Regions from separate parts of the Homo sapiens genome. Here region 2 is linked to region 1. Evidence: read pairs that join two places in POLR2A ChIA-PET (ENCODE). Cell type or tissue: GM12878. All regions are shown on one strand. Region 1 overlaps IGF2R (insulin like growth factor 2 receptor). Region 2 has its middle 38 kb from the start of IGF2R.

The links. ChIA-PET counts read pairs that join two places held together with the same protein. Peaks named below come from ENCODE experiments on the same cell type or tissue, not always from the same donor. Only the 100,000 strongest peaks of a DNase experiment are listed, where the experiment ranks them.
Region 2: POLR2A ChIA-PET joins it to region 1 with 12 read pairs; 4 of 35 experiments call an interaction of 5 or more read pairs at or near these places.

What each region holds. Positions count from the first base shown.
Region 1 is chr6:159,988,968-159,991,467 of GRCh38, forward strand. IGF2R (insulin like growth factor 2 receptor) reads left to right here. Exons shown (of 48, transcript NM_000876.4): 2 at 2,217-2,356. Among named protein-coding and RNA genes, the nearest start is that of AIRN, 17 kb to the right of the region's middle. In GM12878, no CTCF peak of the experiment used is centred here; a DNase peak (open chromatin) is centred at 1,032; H3K27ac peaks cover 1,666 bases.
Region 2 is chr6:159,930,178-159,932,677 of GRCh38, forward strand. No RefSeq gene overlaps it. Among named protein-coding and RNA genes, the nearest start is that of IGF2R, 38 kb to the right of the region's middle. RefSeq lists enhancers at 1,327-1,406, 1,667-1,836. In GM12878, no CTCF peak of the experiment used is centred here; a DNase peak (open chromatin) is centred at 1,114; H3K27ac peaks cover 1,113 bases.

The sequences.
Region 1 (2,500 bases):
GGGTTATTTTCTCATGTCCTTGAGTCATCTTGACTCTAGGAGACACCTCTTAACATGTTCCTGCTGAAAAAGCTGAGCTGAGGAGTCATACCCCGAGGGTATCACCCTAAGATTGGGCACCTGAGTACCCCAGCCTGCTCTTCAGGTCTGTAGCTGCTTAGTGGCTATCAGACCTTCCAAGTCTCCATGCTTTTGAAGGCCTATGTGTGCGGTTTGGTTTCTTGGCAGGGGGGTTTGATGGGTTCCCAGACCTAGGAGTTCTTGGCGCCTCGTCTTCCAGTGACCCCACCAGGGCTGCTCTTTCTCCTCCATTGCTGAAACTAGTTCAGGGTTGGGGAGGAGGGCACGTGGGGGGGCCTGGTGGTTGGTTTTGTGCTGAGTCATTGCCTTGGTGCACTGTGGAAGGAAGCTCTGGGAGGTGGACGGCTCCTTCTGTGAGGGAGTGCTTCTGTCGTCAAGGGAGTACTGCATAGGGTGAATAACACAGTTATGTAGATATATATGGTGGTCTTACCCCCAGGGCCTCCACAACTCCTGGATGGGCCTAGCCTAAGCAATTCTGATTTAACTTATTGCCCCTCCTTTTAGCAATACTGTTGAGTTAAATAACAGTTTTTGCATTGAAAATAAAAAAATTTTATTTTTGTAGAGATGGGATCTTGGTATGTTGCCCAGGCTGGCCTGAAACTGCTGGCTTCAAGTGATCCTCTGGCCTTCGCCTCCCAAAGTGCTGGGATACAGGCACGAGCCACTGGCCAGGTCTTTATTTTTTGCATTTTGCAAGGACATTTTAAGTCACTTTCTTCCTTTTCTGTTTTTACTCCTGCTGAGGAGATGATCCCCATTTTACAAAATGGACAAAACATTCTCCCCAGGGAAGGGAAGAGTAGACATTTGAGAATAATTGTTTTCACAGAACCGGGAAACCACCTATTTTGTCCCAAGTATACTGATTGATGCATTAGCAATAACTCACTATCTGCTTTGCCAGAGGTTTGAACAATGAGTGTTAATGCTTGGTGTAGTGAATTTTGTGTGATTTCGAATCTGATAGCTGACTCATTGCACAGCTCTGTCTTGCGAGTTCAGATCTGAACTGTAGCTCTAAGAGGTAAAAGCAGAAGTGGAGCTGCCTTTCATGCCATAGCTAGTTTTTTAATAAAATAGAGTTAAAAAATCCTTTGGCTTTTCAGCATTTTGGTGTGATTGGAAAGGCTATTACTATCTTATATTCAGCATGAGTCTTGAGCAATTACTGATTAATATGATTTGGCTGTGTCTCCACCCAAATCTCAGCTTGTAGTTCCCATAATCCCCATGTGTTGTGGGAGGGACCTGGTGGGAGGCAATTGAATCATGGGGGCGGTTACCCTTATGCTGTTCTCGTGGTCATGAGTGAGTTCTCACGAGATCTGATGGTTTTATAAGGGGCTTTTTCCCCTTTTGCTCCGCACTTCTCCTTGCTGAAAAAGAATGTGTTTGCTTCCCCTTCTGTCACGATTGTAAGTTTCTTGAGGCCTCCCTAGCCATGCTTAACTATGAGTCAATTAAACCTCTTTCCTTTATAAATTACCCAGTCTTGAGTATGTCTTTATTAGCAGTGTGAGAACAGACTAATACACTGATCTGAGTTGATATTCTTAAATTAATGGTAAGATATTTCTTTTTTTTTTTTCTTTGGAGACAGAGTCTCGCACTGTTGACCGAGCTGGAGTGCAGTGGCACGATCTCGGCTCACTGCAACCTCCGTCTCCCAGGTTGAAGCAGTTCTCCTGCCTCACCCTCCTAGGTAGCTGTAATTATAGGCGTGTGCCACCACGCCCAGCTAATTTTTGTATTTTTAGTAGAGATGGGGTTTCATTATGTTGGCCAGGCTGGTCTTGAACGCCTGACCTCGTGATCCACCCACCTCGGCCTCCCAAAGTGCTGGGATTACAGACGTGAGCCACCATGCCCAGCCAGATACTTCTATTTTGATAATCTTTGAGTCCTGAGGTAGCTTCAGAATGGATTGAACCACAGACAGATGGTGTTAGTAGTTTCTGCCCTGGCTTCTTTGCAACTTAACATACTTGACTTTTTAGTGTTTTTGGCTAAGGAAAGTGTATTTTCTAGTTTGTGGCAGTTTTAAGCAAATGTGGCTTGAATAAAACTAGAGAGAAGTTTAATTTTTGATAAATCAGTGACATTGACAAGTTGTTTTTCTTCCTTTCCAGTTATACATGGGAAGCTGTTGATACCAAAAATAATGTACTTTATAAAATCAACATCTGTGGAAGTGTGGATATTGTCCAGTGCGGGCCATCAAGTGCTGTTTGTATGCACGACTTGAAGACACGCACTTATCATTCAGTGGGTAAGTAGAACTACCTGAAATTACTGGATTGGCAATATGATTCCCCAATTTTGCAAAAATGACTGTGTATAGCTATACGTATATAGCGATACAAAAATTTTGAATGTTTAGAAATCATAAGTGTTTATAATACATAATACACAT
Region 2 (2,500 bases), 59 kb before region 1:
TGTTTTTCTTGTTTTCTGATTAAAATATGTGAAATGCTTATCATAAATCATCTGGGAACAGGAAAATAGAGACTTAAAAGTGACCTATATCATAGATAAGTGCTAACACTTTGATGTACTTTTTCTTAGTCTTTTAAAGGGCATGTTTATAATATTGAACATCATTACTGCTTTGTATTCAGGTTTTTGCACCTAAGTTAAGTCATATGCCTTTCCTGTGTCATTAAATATGTTTTTGAAGCATATTTAATGCTAGCATGAAATTACACTCTATGGTCATAGTATGTTTGTCCAGTTATTGGACATTCAGGTTGGTACCCAACTGGCCCACTGGTAGCCAATGCTGCAGTTGCTACTGGGGCCCAGGCCACCCCTGCTGCTGTGCCTCCAGATGAGACTGGAAAGGGCTCCTGCCCCATCAGTGTTCACACTCCTACACATCAAAGTAAAAAGCTCTTTCTTGGTTTCTTTCTGCATCTCTGATCTTATGACATTTCATTAAGCTCATTCTATCAAAAGAATACAAACCTTCTCTCTGAGAACTGGTGAAACTTCCAAAAGCCAATAAAAACAAACTGGTTTGGAAAAGGAGAGAAAGCCTGGGCTGAAAAAAGGCTACAAGGGTGACAACTGAGGCACTGTCTCAATAAGGACACTGTGCAGAAACTTGATGTGTTCAGGCTAAATTTATGCCAGAGCCCACAGTGGGCCACTTCACACCTGTGGCTGTTATTAAAGAAGAAAAATAACAAATGTTGGCATGGATGTGGAGAAATCGGAACCCTCATAGATACCAGTTGCTGGTGGGAATGTAAAACGGTATGGTTGCTGTGAACACATGGAGTGGTTTCTCAAAAAGTTAAACATAGAATTACCATATGAACAACCAGTTTTACTCATAGGCATATACCCAAAAGAGCTGAAAGCACGGACTTGTACACATACTTATACATCAATGTTCATAACAGCATTATTCACAGTAGCCAAAAGGTGCAAACAAACCAAACACGTGTCAACGAGTGAATGGATCAGCAAAATGTGAAATATACAATGGAATATTATTCAGCCTTAGAAAGGAAGTTCTGACACACGCTATGACATGGATGAACCTTGAGGACAATATGCAAAGTGAAATATGCCAGTCATAACAGGACAAATGCTGTATGCCTCCACTTATATGAGGTCCCTGGAGTACTCAAATGCATAGAGACAGAAAGTAGAATGCTGGTTGCCAGAGGCTGGAGGGAGGAGGAAGTGGGGAGTGAGAGTTTAATCATTACTGAGTTTCATTTTTTCAAGATGAAAAAGAGTTCTGGAGATGGATGATGAAGACAGTTTTACAACAACGTGAATGTCCTTAACGCCACTGAATGGTACATTAAAAATAGTTAAGATGGTACATTTTATGTTATGTATACTTTATGTTATGTATATTTTATATATAATAAAAAGACAAGAACAACACAGTGGGTTGCACAGCAGCAGGGGTGGAGCCAGAGGCTGGAATCTATTAGAAAAGTGAAAGACTGAAAAAAAAGTCAAGGTTGACTGAAGTCCCAGGACAGGGATTATGCCCATCTTGTTAGTATCATATCCTCCAATCTAGACTAGCACCTGACATCTAGCTCAAGGTTTAGTGAATAAATGAACTAAGCTGGAAAAGATAAGCACAAGCTCAGGGGGCAAAGTAAGTCCACTGTGCCAGTTATTATGTTATCCCTCAATAAGCAGCTGTCTATGCTCAGCTGTGTGATGCTCGAGCTAAGGCTCTGCAAACATGTCTGCTATGCCACTGGCTCTCTCTTAGGTTTTGCTAACAGGGGGCTCAAGAGAGAAGGCTGGAGGAGGAGGAAAGGGAACACACTCCTTTCTGCTTGCTCCCTATGGGATCCATGTCTGCTTGTGATCCTGTGATTCTCATCTTAACGATCTTCCTCCAGCCATGCTTCTTCACCCTCGCAGCTGGAAGTCCTTCCGTAGCAGCAGCTGAGGCCACTTTGCAGTTGTTCCAGCACAGGCAGCACCAGCATCATCAGATTGCACTTCAGAGATCCCAGCACTTTCTTGCTGCCAGGAAGGTGCCCCTTCCTCAGAAGCCTGGATCCCAGCAAAAATGGTGTCTCCTCTAGATTTACTAGTTTTAATAATGCAAATCCTTCCCTCTGTGCCCTCAGTCCTAGGAAATCTGTTCCTGTGATGCTACTTTGGGGTGCTTTAGTTTTCCTCTTGGCCTTTCAATTTAGTTAACAAAATACATAAATACATAGATAAAATTACTCATGCTCAACAATTGTCAACATTCCATAGTTCCTTTTTATTTAACTCCACTCCTGTCTTGTTGTTGTTATTCGTAGTTATTGCTGCTGAAGAATTTTAAAGCCAATCCCAGATGGTGTGTCTCCCATAAATATCTTTGTGTGTGTCTTTGGAGGTTATTCTTGAGCTAAGAAGGGGATTTTCTCTTAAATCAAGTGACTATTGAAGGTCATGCCCTTAAATC